Regions from separate parts of the Homo sapiens genome. Here region 1 is linked to region 2. Evidence: chromatin loops called from intact Hi-C (ENCODE). Cell type or tissue: dorsolateral prefrontal cortex. All regions are shown on one strand.

Evidence for each region. Hi-C counts contacts between places; a loop is a spot of excess contacts. Peaks named below come from ENCODE experiments on the same cell type or tissue, not always from the same donor. Only the 100,000 strongest peaks of a DNase experiment are listed, where the experiment ranks them.
Region 1: a loop joins it to region 2, with 7 times the contacts of the local background. A loop is called at or near these places in 5 of 110 quality-filtered maps.

Annotation. Positions count from the first base shown.
Region 1 is chr11:112,840,913-112,848,912 of GRCh38, reverse strand. No RefSeq gene overlaps it. Among named protein-coding and RNA genes, the nearest start is that of NCAM1, 120 kb to the left of the region's middle. In dorsolateral prefrontal cortex, CTCF peaks have their summits at 3,908 and 4,108; a DNase peak (open chromatin) is centred at 4,172; H3K27ac peaks cover 4,204 bases.
Region 2 is chr11:112,898,694-112,906,693 of GRCh38, reverse strand. No RefSeq gene overlaps it. Among named protein-coding and RNA genes, the nearest start is that of NCAM1, 59 kb to the left of the region's middle. In dorsolateral prefrontal cortex, no CTCF peak of the experiment used is centred here; a DNase peak (open chromatin) is centred at 3,173; H3K4me3 peaks cover 1,032 bases; H3K27ac peaks cover 3,584 bases.

The DNA of each region.
Region 1 (8,000 bases), 58 kb after region 2:
TTTGTAAAAAAAATGGACATCAATTGTTGGTTTGGCATAGATAAGGAATAATATCATATATTCATATGAGTATAAATTGGTACAACCAATTTAGAAAACTTTGTGGCAAAACCGTCTGTAGTTACATATATGAGTATCATGACCCAGCAATTCCAGTTCTTGGTGTATAATCACAAAATAAAATAAAATAAAATAAAATAGTGCATATGTATAATAAATGACTATAAGAATGTTGCAATTATCTGTTTCCAAAATACTTTCATCTCTCCAAACAGGAACTGTGTACCCATTAAACAATAATTCCCCTTCCTTTTCTGCCCAGCCTCTCTAACCTATTTTCTGCCAAGGATAGGAACTACTTTCTATCTCTATGAATTTGTCTATTTTAGATATTTCATGTAAGTGGACTCATACAATACTTGTCCTTTTGAGTCTGGCTTATTTCACTCAGTATGATGTTTTCAAGCTTCATCCATTTTGTTGCATGGAGCTGTGGTTTTTTCATCTTTTATTGCTGAATAGTATTCCATTGTATGAATATACCATGTTTAATTCATTCATTCTATTGCTGATCAGCGGTTTTTCTCCCAGTTTGAGGGCTGTTACAAATGATGTTGCTAGGGACATTCTAGGAGTCTTTCAGTGTTCACATGTTAGGGTGTGCTAACTTTGTGAAAAATAAGTGAATGCTTAGGATTTGTGTCCTTTCCTGTAAGTCACACTTCAATTTTTAAAAAGTTTATTTAAAACATAGCAGGGGGATGCAGGAGGAGAAAAGAACAAAGAAAAAGAAAATCCATAGCATGGCCTATGAGGTCCTGTGAAGTGTGAAGTCTGGCCTTGAACAAACACCTGGCAATCTTGGAATGCTGGTTCAAGAAAAGCCATTTTGGCTCCCTGGTTCTTGGGCCAGGGAATCCTGGAGAAGACACACAGTGCCTTCCTTCCTAGCAAGGTGGGGGTGGAGGGAGATGCTGACAGGTAACTTGCCCTCTACATTACCAGTCAGCCAGCAGTGTGGCTTCCCATATCTTTCTGTGACACCCAGGACAGCATAGGATAAGCAAGACCAGCACAGCACATTTCTAGGGGACCCTTCAAAGCTCCCTCTCCAGGGAGACCCAAGGCTACAGGGTCTTCCATGTTCCTGGTCAGCTGTTGGCCAGCCCTCATCTTGGGGTGGAGTAGGGGCTGGGTACTGGGGAGGGCTCCACTTATGCCTGCCTTCCCTGTATCCTCCTGGGTCACGAAAGAGATTCAAAGTCATCATTCGCCTTCATTCTGTTCCTTCCTACCTCCGAATATTCGCACATATTGTTCCTGCTGCACAGAATACTTTTTGCCTTACTCTTCCTCTTCCTGAAGAGTCAGTTCTGTCCTCACATCTTTGAGAAAGCTTGCTCTGACCGACATCTGTTAAACAATCTCGTCTCATCATGGCACTTAACACAGTTTTAATTTGGAAATCTTTGATTAATTTCTGAGTCTTCCTACATGCTCCACAAGGGCAGGGACTGTGTTCATTGTTCAAACCCAATGGCTGGCACAGTGCCTGGGGAAAAGTGTGTGCTTAGAACACATAGAATGAATGAAGGATGAATGAATGAGTGAGTGAATACAATGCTCCCCTAAAGTAGCCAACCATTGTATATCCAACTGCCTGACACAAGTCCTCCTTTCTATCTGTTCCTTTAACTTACCTCTGTGTAGGCTGCCCACCTGTACCCCAACACACACACACATACACACACACACACACACACACAGACACACACAGAGTGTGCTTTTACTTGCAGCTTCCTTTAGCTCTTATTTTCTGCAGTGCTTATTGGCATAGGCTAATATCACAATGCGATGGTGGAATCATATGAAGCTTCTGGAGGAATTTCTCTGCACACCAGTGAAGATGATCAGGAAAGGGGTCGGGGCCAACTGATTGTTTCTCTAAGACTTGCTGCTTGATTTAGCTCCTGTGCACTCACTGACCTGGGTGGTTATTCCTGTTGCTCTGGACCAGGCAGGATGCAGCAGGAGCTCTTTCAAGCTACCACCAGGACAGCTAAGTGAAAACTTTAAGCCAGGTGTGAGTGATTGGTGTTTCTCTCTGCTCCGCCCTGTCATCAAGCTTCCATCTTGCTGGGGAATGAATTCGCTGTTCTGGTTCATGATTTTGGCATTCCAGTCAATTTCCCACTCATCACATGGCCCAGTGAACCACGACCTAGAGCCAGGATCCTAGCCTTGATCCCACCCAACCCTCCTACCCATCCAAAACTGATGGGGTTTTGGGAAGCAGAAGCTGGAACATCAAGGATCAGAGGAGCTAACCATGAGGTAATTTATTACTGCTATTAAAGATGGGGGTGCTGGTGGGGGTGACACTTGCATCATATGTCTTCCTTAGGCCAGTGGCACCTTCTGGAAGCTGTCTAACCATGAAGTGAAGTGGGCCTCTATACTAGTCAGGGCTCTCCAGAGAGGCAGAAGCAATAGGATGGATGGATAGGTAGATAGACAGACAGATAGATAGATAGATAGATAGATGATAGATAGATGATAGATAGATAGATAGATAGATAGATAGATAGATAGATAGATAGATAAATAGATAGATATGGATGGAGAGACATACATTAGATAGATAGATCCATAGATGTGGATGGATAGATGGATGGAGAGAGAGAGAGAGAGAGAGAGAGAGAGAAATACTGGCTAGCTAGCTAGCTAGATGAATGAATGGATAGATGGATAGATACACAGATGCATAGATACATAGGGGACATGAAAAGGACTTATTAGGGGAATTGGCTAATGTGATTGTGGAGGCTGAGAAGTCTCACATAGACGGCAAGCTGGAGAAACTGATGGTGTAACTCAGCCTGAAAACCCAAGGGGCTGTTGATATGAATCCCAGAGTTCCAAAGCCAGAAAAGCTAGAGTTTTTGTATGCAAGTGCAGAAGAAGGGTGTCACCTCCAGAAGTGGGAGAGAGAGTTTTCCCCTCCTCTGCTGTTTCTTCTACCCAGGCCTCAGTGGATTGGATGGTGCCTACCCACATCGGGTGAGGACAGATCTTCCTTACTCAGTCCACTGATTCAAATGCCAGTCTTTCCCAGAAACACCTGCAGAGACACACCCAGAAATAATACTTTGCCAGCTATCTGGGCATCCCTCCATCCAGTCAAGTTGACACCTGAAATCAACCATTAGAGCCTCCTCCTCACCTCATCCAGAATGTCAGATATATGTGTGGTCACAGTGCTTTGCCCATCCCTTCTAGAGGTTGTCTAGCACCATGGTTGGAAAGTTCACCTCTTGAAGCTACACTGAATTTCTTTTGCCTCATTTAAATGCTGGCTCTGGCTCTCCCATGCTGGAGACTGAAAACAGATTTGACTGTATTCATTCATTCATTGAACAAATGTTTTCTGTGAGAATACTATGGGCCATACCCTGGGCTGAGGAGGTGGTATCATGAAGAAAATGGTCCCTGCTTTTTATTTTCAGGTTAATTGACAATAAATCAGCAAATAATTATGAATTGTAGTGAATAAGCTGAGGAAGAAAAATTAGCCACTGTCAGAGAGAGTAACAAGTAGGGGAGGTGAAGGAGGAAAAGGGAGAAGCTGCTTTTGATTTGGAGGCCAAGGAAGGCCTCTCTACAGAGGGGATACAGGTTGATCATCCCTTATTTGAAATGCTTGGGACCAGAAGTGTTTCAGATTTCAGATTTTAGAATATTTGTATTATCTGCTTACCAGTTGAATATTCCAAATCTGAAAGTCTGAAATCTGAAACGCTCCAAATGTGCATTTCCTTTAGGTAATATGTCAGTGCTCAAAAAGTTTCAGATTTTGGAGCACTTTGGATTTTAGATTTTTGGATGAGGGATGCTCAATTTCTTTTGAAGCTGGGAAGGAGCCAGATGCCAGACATGAGCAGTATATTGGGAAGAGGGTTTCTGAAGAAAGGAACAGTATGTGTGAAGTCCTGGGCAGCAGGGGCTCTGCCCAAAGGGCCCTGCCTTTTGACAGAGGACATGGTGCCCCCAGTGTACCCTCAGCCTCTGGCTCTTTGACTTCTCACCACTGGGGAACAGGAATCCTTCCTCCACAACAAATGCCTCTTTCTCCTCTGGCAGAAGCCTCATGCCAGCCCACCCAGCCCTGCCAGCAGCATCAGCTGATCACTGGGCAGTTACAATCAACAAAGAGGGAGAGAATTAGAAGCAGGGAAAATTCCCACCAGAGTCACAGAGGTCATCTGGCTTGGGGGACAGGCTGTGGGGAGGACATTCTTTCTGCTTCCATTGTTCCCCACATTCCACAGGACTAGGAGTGATACTAATTGCTACCACCACAACTGCTTGCATTCCTGGGGCATTTTACTGTCTATGAAATGTTGTTATGTGCATGATCCCATGTGGCCCACTCTGCTCCCTAAAACCTTACATTTTTTTCATCTTTAATTTTTGCTGGTCTGCCCTCCTTTCTCTCCTTTTGCCTGAAACCTTCTCTGGAGGCAAGGGCAAAGTGGTTTAGAGGCTTGGCAGTGGGGTCAAAGATGGCTTCCACACATCTGGGAAGCCACTGTTGGCTGCCTACATGTTAGCCATTCTTCTTTCTTGCTAAGATAATTCTGATTTTTGTTCAGGTGAAAATGTTCCCAGCCCCAGGGAGTGAATACTAATTGGTTTAAGCCAGTTGTGGCAATCTGACCCCTGTTGACAGTGATTGGTCCAGGGATGGGCTATAGGACCCTGTTGTGGCCTAGATGTAAGTGAAAGTCTGGGGGGATTCTGAGAAAGATTTTACTATCTGATTATAAGAGAGATAAAGGGGAAAGTTATTTTTTTGCCCCTGCACTTTTCCTTCTTGGTTGAGACACTGATATGTGAAGACACGATGCTTGGAGCTTTGGTAACCATCTTGTGATGACGAGGGTGACAGAGCAGAAGACCAACAAAGCCTGGTAGAGACATCAGTGAGTGCTGCGGCAATCCTGGGGTCACCTATCTCTAGACTTTTTATAAACAAGCAATACATATCCTTGATGTTTAAAAAGTTAAATCCTTGTTGTTTAAGGCATCAGCATCACCTGGGAGCTTGCTAGAAATGCAATCTCAGGCTTCACTCCAGATGTACTGAATCAGAAACTGCATTTCAAAAAGATCCTCTAGGTGATTCCAATACATGTTACAGTTTGAAAAGCACTGGTTTAAGTCATGGCTAGTCAGATTTTTTTGAAACATGGATTCTAAAGCATGCTGACTGGTAGCATACCCCAGTCTCAGGTTTTCTTAGTATTCTAAGCATATTCATTTGATTCAAGATTCCAGAAGGCAAGTGCTCACTGTGATGTCTCCAAGTGGGGTCTGCACTCCAGGATGGATAAATCAGAGAGATCGTTATAATCCATGGAGCTTCCCTAGAGATAAGGTAAAGGTGCCCCAAGGAATAGAAAATTACTACAACTAAGAGGAAACCTGCAGGCCTCAATGGAAAGTGCTCAGCAGGATCCCAGTCAGGGTACAGCGTTAAGAACCACCACTGCCCTTTTGCTGAACAAAGTGGGCTACACAAAGGGCAGCAGGGATTGGTCCAGGAGGTCTGTGGGGACTGATTGAATGCACTTGCCTCACAGGGATTGAGAAAGGTTCACAGGAGGGGCTCTGGGGGGCCTCCGATCCCTAGGATGAGAGAGGCCAGACTGGCCACATGAAGATGGACTGGTTCTTTTTTTGGAGATGTTTGAGGATCTGGTCTTGGAACTTGGTAACCTTTCCAAACCTTGGGGATGCACCTAGACTTCCAGTTCCATTCTACACAGCAATCATTTTGCCTATCTTTGGGGGAAGAATAGGAAAGACTCTATTTGATAAGATCCAGAATCTCAGATCTGGGAGAATAATGGCCATCTGCTTTCCTATGCCCAGCTGGACAGGAGATTCTGCCTTGAGAGGAGGAGAATTGGTTCAACTCCTAAGGAAACAGGAGGCAGTATCTGACGGTGCTTTTGTGACTGGATGTCTCAATGTAGAACCCAGGGCACATGAATTCATGCATGCAGATTATACCATGGCTAATGGCTTGTGGGTCAAGTGTCCCTTCCCCCTCTCCAGCTACTTTATGTGATGTGTGGTGATTTGTTTATTCTGAGAATTAATATAACAAAATAATTTGGAGTGTGAAATTTGGAACTGGACATAGCTGGCTAGAATTCTGGCTCTATTGCTTACTAGCTATAAAACCTTGGGCAAATTAACCTTTCTGAACCCAGTTTCTACCTCTGTGAAGTAGGAAAAATAGTGCTCACCTCTCGAGGTTGACATTAAGACTAAACGAGGGAGGCTGTGTGTGTGTAGCACTCAGAAATAACTTAATGAATGGTGGCTGTCATTATTAACATTGCATGTGTCTTTCAAAGAGGCCATATTGGGGAGCAGAGGGGCATGGGTCTGGAACCAGAGTGCATCTGAGAAGGCGGAGGCTGCATGCAGTGAAGGGGTCTATAGGAAAGCACTGGAGCCTGGATTCTCCGGCTGGACTCATCTTGGCACCTGACTGGATGAACCAGATAGGAAGACAGAGCAAAGTCGAAGCTTCTTTGCTGTCCCAGAAACTAACTCCCTCAGCATGATCCCAACCCACCCAGCTGTGAAATTGAGATCATTACCTACTTCCTCACTGCTCCCTTTACTTGTTCTCTCATCATTCCTAAAACAGGTGTATGCGGAGGCAGGGGAGGGCACAGCCCCTTAGCCCTACATCTGCCTGGGACCCCTCTGTTTCCTGCAGAGAGTTCTTCTGCAGTCATCTCTCTCTTCCCTATGGCTGTCATTTAGGCAAGGACTTCCATGCACTCCGTAAGCCACCTCCAAAGGTCTCCTCTCCTTACACACACTAGTAGCTGTTTGTCCATTTGTTCACTCAGTCAGCTATTAATTAACCAGGTGCTGGGTGGGGGGCAGATCCTGTGCTAGGTGCTGGGGACACAAGGGTAAACACGTTGTGGTTCCTCGAGTTATTCAGTCATCTGACAGACCCTGAAGGGACTCAGGATGTGGCTGAATGTGATGAACTGCTGGTCAGTGGCCACCCCCCTCCCCTGGTGACAGCAGCACATGGAAGGAAAAAGCAGAATCTTGTTGATTTCAGGTGGACCCCAGCATAGCAAGGGGGTGTAAGGTGGTTCCTCCTGTGCTACAGCTTTGGGGGCATGGTAACTCAGCAGGGAGGAATGGATGGCATTGGAAGAAGGGAACTACCTGCCTTTTGTGGCTTCAGGGGGTTCTATGATAGACACAGTATGAAGAGACCATGAGCACAGTCAAGGGTCCTGAAGACTCCCAAAAATAACCAAGGAAGATGTTGCTACAGGTGAAGGGGGCTGAGATCTTGCAGTTCTGGAAATCAACAAGCCTTTGGGTATTCATGTTAATGTGTCCTGCTTTTTGCATAGGCTGAGGAAGCCTGGGGAAATATGGGTTTCCCTAGAAGAGAGCCACATTGCACTCAGAGTGGAAATTCACCATCCGCCTTCCATTTTCCCCTCTTCCCCAAATTCATATGTTGGTGGCATAAGGGGCCTGATGCCACCTACCTTTTGGGAATATTCACTCAGCAAGCAAAGTTTGCATACAATAGAATCCCACCTTCCTCTAGGATGGGGCTGGACCAGCACAACATGCGCCCCTACATGTGTGTTCAGAAGGTAACCGTCATCCCTCTCTTCCAGGTGGGGTTCTCCCAAGAATCTTTTGCCTCAAATCCCCATCCCGACCCCTTACTCATACCCCTTACTCATGTGACTCTGTTCTGGCAACCATATACCTCCAAAAGGCTGGGGGCTTTGGATCAGAATTCCTCCAAATGAACTTCCTGGGGACCCAGACTTCCCCTCCTCCCTTCTCTAGCTACACTCTCTGCCTTGCTGATTTCACCCAGTCCTGTGACTCTAAATAACATCCATTAGCCAATGACTCTCAAGTCTAACCACTCA
Region 2 (8,000 bases):
CTTCCAAACTGAAAAGTAGTGGTCCTCAGAGGGTCTGCTCTTTCAGAGAGGGCAAAGAAATGAGAAACATCCCCCCCTCCCCACACTCAATTGCAAGACCAGCTCCTCAACAGGAAGGCTTACCTGAAACCCCCAGGCAGGTTAGGTACCTTTCTTAGTCCATTTGTGCTGTTAAAACAAAATACCTTAGACTGGGTAATTTATAAACAACAAATTTATTGCTCACAGTTCTGGAGGCTGGGAAGTCTAAGATCAAAGGCCTGCAGATTCAGTATTTGGTGAAGCCCTCTTCTTTGCTTCCTAGATGGCACCTTCTTGCTGAGTATTCATATGATGCAAGGGGCAAATTTTTTGTCTTCACGTGGTAGAAGGTTGGAAGGGCCAAACAGGTTCCTCAGGCCTATTTTATAAGGTCACTAATCTCATTCATGAGGACAGAACCCTCATAACCTAATCACCCCACAAAGGCCCCACTTCTTAATACTGCTGCCATGGTAATAAAGTTTAAACATATGAATTTGGAGGAGGAGCAAAAACATTCAGACCATAGCAGTACCCATTCCCTGCTTATCCCTATCATAGCATTTTTCACATTTTGTTGTCCTTATCTGGTAACATATTTGTCTTCCTCTCTTGATCAAGGGTCAGTAAACTAAAGCCTGCTGGCCAAATCTGGCCTGCCACCTGTTTTTGTAAAGAAAGTTTAATTGGATGACAGCCATGCACAATCACTTACACAGTATATAGGGCTGGCATTTTTCCCTACACAAGAATGGAGTTGAGGAAGTCCAACAACGATGGGGTAGCTCATAAATCCTAAAGTATTTATTACCTGGCCCTTTACAGAAAAAGGTTGTAGACCCTGTTCTAGCCCATAAATATATCAAGGGTGTGAAAGAGAGTTTATGTGATTGCCGTATCCCTGGGATCTAGAACAGTGCTTGGAACATAAATACAAAGTGTGCTGTGTGTGTGTTGGAACGACCTACCTCTTGTGACTGGCTCAATGGTACTAAGGAAGATGAGTCACAGCCTGATTTCTATACACCTATGAACAGATGTAGTTCACCTCTTTCCCTCTTAGATGATGACCTCCACTATTATTACTCAGCAATGCTTAGCTCCTTTTACTGGTGGAGTCCCAAACACCTTGATTCATCATGCCTAGGGGTGGCATTGCCTGCAACCCATACACCCCAATAACGCAACCCATCTTTCAGCAAGATGGGCTATGGTTTCTGCCTACTATTCATCCCAAAGGAGCAGAAAAGTTTAGAGACTCCTATAAGGCACCGCAATCTTGGTTTAGTCCTGTAGTTATATTGCTTTCAATAAGTTTTGATGGCTGAGTCTAATGATTTCAGAGATAGATCATGGATTTAGACCAGACTTTCTAGAAGCAAAGCATTAGTCTGACATGAGGGCTCAGACCTGTATGTTGGTCATTTCAGTGATCAGGCACTGTGCTAAGCAGTTTGCATGCATTAGTTTTCTTTCTTTCTTTTTTTTTTTTTTTGGCCTTGAGATAGGGTCTGGCTCTGTTGCCTAGGCTGTAGTGCAGTGGCACAATCTCAGCTCACTGCAACCTACATCTCCCAGGCTCAAGTGATCCTCCTACCTCAGCCTCCTGAGTAGCTGGGACTACAGGCGCACACCACCAAACCCAGCTAATTTTTTGTTTTTTGATTTTTGTAGCAATGAAGTCTTGCTATGTTGCCCAAGCTGGTCTCAAATCCCTGGGGTAAAGCAATCCTCTTGCCTCAGTCTCCCAAAGTGCTGGAATTACAGGCATGAACCACTGCACCTGGCCACAATCAGTTTTGCTCACTGTTGCTCTATCCTATGTATCTAGAACAGTGCCTGGTGCCTGATGCATGGTAAGCACTCAAGAAAGATTTGTTAATGAAAATTCATTTGAATTGTTTTCTATCATTCTTTTCACCACTTGTGAGCTATGCCCTATTTTCCCCCATCTTATAGATGAGTAAGCAGGGCCAGGAAAGCTCTGCAGTACAGCTGGCCAGTGTCATGGGCAAGAGTTAAGCCAGAACTTTTTGGTTTGGAAGGCTGTGCTCTGTCCATGACATCAAGATTATCAAGATTTGGGCAGAGAGGAACTCCATTTGGGGTGTAACATCCTCACCTTTGTTATTTCAGTTCTAGAAATGTATCAGAAGACAAACTTCTTGGGTCACTATTTCCCAGGGTGTACAGATACTCCCTGACTTATGATGGAGTTATGTCCTGGTAAACCAATTGACAAGTTGAAAATATCATTGCTTCAAAAATGCATTTAATACACCTAACCTGCCAAACATCATAGCTTAGCCTAGCCTACCTTAAACATGCTCAGAACACTTACAGTAGCCTACAGTCGGGCAAAATCATCTAACCTAAAGCCTATTTTATAATAAAGAGTTGAATATCTCATGATTTAAACAATTTTTTTTTGAGACAGAGTTTCGCTCTTGTTGCCCATGCTGGAGTGCAGTGGCACAATATCGGCTCACTGCAACCTCTGCCTCCCAGGTTTAAGCAATTCCCCTGCCTCAGCCTCCGGAATAGCTGGGATTATAGGCGCCTGCCACCATGTGTGCCTAATTTTTGTATTTTTAGTAGAGAGGAGATTTCACTATGTTGGCCAGGCTGCTCTCGAACTCCTGACCTCAGGTGATCCACCTGCCTCGGCCTCCCAAAGTGCTGGGATTATAGGCGTGAGCCACTGTGCCTGGCTGAATATCTTATGTTATTAAGTACTCTACTAAAAGTGAAAAACAAAATGGTTGTACGGGTACTCAAAGTATGGTTTGTACTGGAAGCATAGCGCTTTTGCACCATGGTAAAGTAAAAAAAAATGTAAATTGAACCATTGTAAGTCAGGGTGCCTGTAATCATTTACATGATTTCAAAAGCAGCATTTTCAAGAGCTGAGATTCATCCTTTGCATAAAAAACAGGACAGAGGCCCTTGAGAATTCCGTGTTGCCTGTACAGGTTTTGGCATATTCTCTGAAAATTCTGAAGACAGCAGCCCCTCTCCCATGCCACTGTAGAGAATCCTGGGCTTCCCTAAGGCTACATCGTGTTCCATTCAAGCACAATGGTAATGGGGCAGTTGAGCTGTACACCGGCTTTTCAAAAGGCTCCAGTATAATGTAGCGATTGTGTCATAGACAACAATAATAAAGAAAAAACCTCCCAGCCAACTTTTTTCACATGACTGGACAGAGAAAACAAGCAAACACGAAAATGACTGAGCCTCCCCCAAGCCTCCTCTTCAGAAGGCAGGCTCCAGAACCATTGCTTGATTCTCTATGTCACAAATTGAATGAAGATTGGAAACTTCCCTATCTAGCACAACAAATGAATCTAATTTGTGATTTTCATTCCCTTCACTCTGAGCTCTATTTATGGATGACCTTTGATGTCACATCCATTTCCAAAATATATCATTAAGTAGCAAAAAACCACCTCAGCAGGTGAGATTAAAACTGATCATGTGGAAGTTTTTACTTGTATTTCTAGCACTCCGTTACCCAGGCTGAAAACCAGACTTGTGCTTTTCTTCCTCCAGAGATAATCTTCACTTTAATGAGCTACAGAAAGCAGCCTGCCAGCAAAAAAAAACAAACATTTATCAAAGCCTCAATAAATAGTAATTCACTGAAGTTAAGATTCTTCCTCCTGAAAGTCTAAACGCCTTCTAAAAATTATTTCAGAGCTATGTTGCTAAAGGATTAAAATAGATTGAGTGCTTAAGTCTTCTGTTGTTCATGTTCAACTGGGTATTCTCTTGGGAATGTTAAACCAAACAGGAGGGGAAAAGCTGCAGAGATAACTAATGTAAGATCTGCTGGAAACTCCTAAGAGAGAGGGAAATGAATTTTGCAAGAGCTTTCTTCTCTTTTTCCTTCTCCCACCCATACTCCCTTGCTTCTTGCTTTCCATTTGACTCTGGTCATGGTTTCACTTGCTTTCAGGACCTTGGATGAATACCAGGCAGTTCTCTGGGTGACTCTTTGAGGTCAGAGAAGCTTTTGTCTGCCAATACTGGATGAGAAGGTGGATGTGATAGGAATCTATGGTGTAAATTTTGACAGGCTGAAATGCCTTTGGGCCCTGGTGAGCCTCCCTAAAGTACTGATTGTGCTCAGAGCTCATGAGAATGGCCTGGTGTGGGGAAGGAGAGAGGGTCAGGCAGGCAGAAACACTAGTAACCATGTCGAGTAACTTGGCATTTTCCAGCTCATATTTCTTCTTGTATTGGAATTCCTCCAGTAACAGGAGATGGTTCCCCTCTGTTCTTAGAAGCAAAGTACAAGAGAGTTGGAAGGAATCTTGGCCATCACTGTGTCCAGTCTTCTCACTGTAAATATGCTTAAAATCTCTTCCACTTTAAATAAAAAAAAATCTGCTATACTTTGTGTTGTTCTCCAGCCACCTCTTTAATTATCTTCTTCCCTTCAGTGCAAATACATTGAAAGGTAGCCGATACTCACTGACTCGAATACCACACAGCCTGCCTGTAACCCTGCCTTGCCTTTCTGCAATCCATCTTTTAGGTATCATTCCTAGAAACCGCTTATTGCAAAGTCATCAATAACTCACCAGTTGTCAAAACCAATGAACGCTTTCCCAGTTAGTGCTTGAATTTTTTGCCACTTGGATGCTGCTCATTGCTTCCTTAGGAAACTCTCCTTCAGGCTTCAGAGACCCCCTTCTTCTGGAACTCCCACTTCCTTGACAGCCCTTACTCAGTGTCTTGCTGGTTCCTCTTTCGCCAAGTCTTTAAATACTGCCCCTTCCATATAAGCCTGTCCTTGATCTTGTTCTTTTTTCACTCTGCATTCTGTTTGACTGGTCTCATCAACTCATGACATCAACCATCACCTCCATAGATGCCCCTCAAATGTGCCATTAACTCAAAATCCCCAGCTCCACAGTGGGATATCTTACAGCCCACAGGTATCTTCACCTGGCTTCCTCTTAGGCACTTTAAACACAAATGGTCCCAAATAGAAATCACTTTTCATCTTCTCCCATTCAGTCTTTTCCGCAGAGATCTTGCATCTCTATCAATGAATCCAAACCAGAACCTTTGTGGGTAATCTGACATCTGCTTCTCCCACACACCCTGCATCTAATTAAGCACCAAGTTCTCCCAGTTCTTCATTCTATGAATCTCTGAGCTCTGCCTCCTGCACCACCACTGCTTTCTGTCTCTTAACTGCCCTATCATAGTACTCTTCTCATTGACCTCCCTGCTTCCACAGCCTACCTCTCCAACCCATGTGCCATACGTAGGTCGGAGTGCTCCTGTAAGCACTGGTCTTGTCTGACAATCCTACTGTTCAAAAACCCTTGATGAGTCTTTGCTGTCTATAGGTTAAATGCAACCTCCTTAGCCTGACAGAAGAGGCCCATCCTTTCTTAGATGTTGTCTACTTTTGAACCTAACTGCTGGCCACTTGTAACTTGTGTAGTTGTTCAAGGTCATGCTTAGTTTCTGGCATCTGTCATGCAGTCCTGCTCATCCTACACCTTGGCATGATTTATTTTATCTGCCTTGAAAGTTCTTGACTTCCTGGTTAGCAGCCACTCACCCTTGAGTATTGCTCAAACATCTTCTCCTCTATACATTCTTCTTTGGTCTCTCCCAGCCACAGTTAATTCCTCTGTTCTCAATATTTTCACAACATTTTGACTAAGGCTTTATTAATATGTGTCCCATAACTTAATAATTATTTATTTTCAAGACTCTTTCCTCAGCTACAATGCTCCTTGTGGGCAAGGAGCTTGCTGTTTTTAATCTTTCAAATTACCAATACCTAGTAGACCATGGAGGTTCAGAGAGGTGAAGTGGATTTCTCTAACAGCACGGCTAGCCAGTGGCAGTTTCTGGGCCGCAGCTGGGATCTTCTGACTTTGTTCCTGTACCTCATTTACTGCATAATGGCTGGGGCCTGAAATTCAACTGTCCTGTGGGGTGGGGCAGGGTGAGTTTGGTTTGTAAACTCATAAGCCAGAAGTATACCCAGTAGAGAAGAACTTGGGCACAGGTGATATGATTGGAAGCCAGTTACACAGAACAAGGCTACGAAATGGAGAAAAATGGGAGAGGGACGTTGTGAATAGGGACGGCTTGAGTAACATCCTTGCTTCTCAGCTATGTTGTGTTCTGAAAAGTAAGAGATTTCAAAATAGACAATATTAAACATCCCCTTATTATTCTATCTCCATATTCCCCCCCACCCCCTGCAAGCTCCATTTTCCTTTATTCCCAGCTGTATTTTCCATGCTCATTAAAAACAAACATAGGTAGTGGCTGATTGGCCAATGCCTCTAATTTTAGACAGAGAAGGGCATCTGCTGATACATTCAAGGTCTGCTCAGGACTCGGAAGGTCAGAAGCTCCTCCCTAGAGCATCTCTCACAGGTAGTTGGAAGCCTATGTTGGGCTGGGCTGTGGGTTTACACATCTGTTCACTTTTGACCTGGCCTCAAAAGAGGTATTAAAATGTGCTTCAACCGTTTATTTTTCCCATCCTAATTAACCAAAGTGTTTCATAAGTAACAAGGATGTTTCCAGTAATTTAGCACTTCATTAGTAATTTGTTCCATTATAATATGTATCACCAAAATCAACTCAATTCAGACAACCATTTGCTGCCTTCACAAAAGATAATGACATCTAATTCCCATTACTAGAGCATATTATAAGCCTTATAAGTGGTTTGCTACTCTTCATTAAGGTGTATCTCAGAGAGAATTTGGACTTTGCAAAAAAAGTAAATAAAACCTCATGAAAATTCAACCAGAGATATGCACATAAAATTGAATAAAAACACATAGAATATTCCCTTGGGACACTACACCATGACTGTGCAGGGACAGGCTTTGTGTTTTTGCATAAAACAGAGTCCATTTCTTAAATCAGTGAATTTTAATTTTGCCTTCTCAGAAACCTAAGGGAGCTAGAAACAGCATCCCTATTTCATGAAGATGTGGGCTTATGAAATCAGAGACTGTAGTGAGAGGGCATCTAAATGTTCCATAATGTTGTTGAAAAGGATTTTGAAGTTAACAGACTGTGTTTGGGATAGAAATGGGTTCACATGATCCCTTGAGCCCAACTAATAGTGAATGTGGCAGAGATCTCACTTTGGTTCCCGGCTTCACACTGACTTGCCTGTTTGCATTACTTCTTGTATCTTCCCCACAGCACCTGGTACAACGCCAAGCACATAGAAGGTCAGTCAGTACTCAGTTGCTCCATTCCAGATCACTGTTATGTACTGTGAATTGGAAGAATACCACGTGCTAGTTGCTTTACAGAGAGGTTCAATGTTGCCTCACGGGCCCAATGATTGGAACTCACTCTTTTAAGTAGTAAAACTTTTACTATGTTAGCCAATGTCAATGAAAATTTTTCTAGAATATAGCACATATTTCTTTGTCTTTCTATATTGAGAAGGTAGAATATTATTTAGGTCTCTATACTTAAAGGTCTAGATGGAAAGAAGGAATCAAGGTATGAAGTGAGCAAGACTTAGGAAAAAGAGAACAGAGTAAGAGGCACAATGGAAGGCAAAATGGGAAGTGGCCTGCAGCCAGTGAGACATGGCTTTACTTCATTCCCATGAGGGCAGTTGTGGTGTCTAACTGGATCGATGTGGTGTAGAAGCTGACACTGCTTCCCTTTTAAGGTGTGATATACTATAATTTAAGGAAGGTTCAGCAAATTCCTTCACAGAGCCACTTATCTGACTTCAACATTTAAAAAAATAGTGTCTCAGTTAGCTGTTGCTGCATAACAGCCACCCACCCCAAAGATGAATTGCTTGAACTAGTAAGTATTATGGCTTCTGAGCATGGATCAGCTGGATGGATCTTCTGGTCTCAGCTGGGCTCACTTATTCACCAGGAGTCATCTGTGGGTCAGGTGGACAGCTCTGGGGGTCTTGGCTGGTCTCTCTCACATTTTTAGGGGGGTGGTGGTTG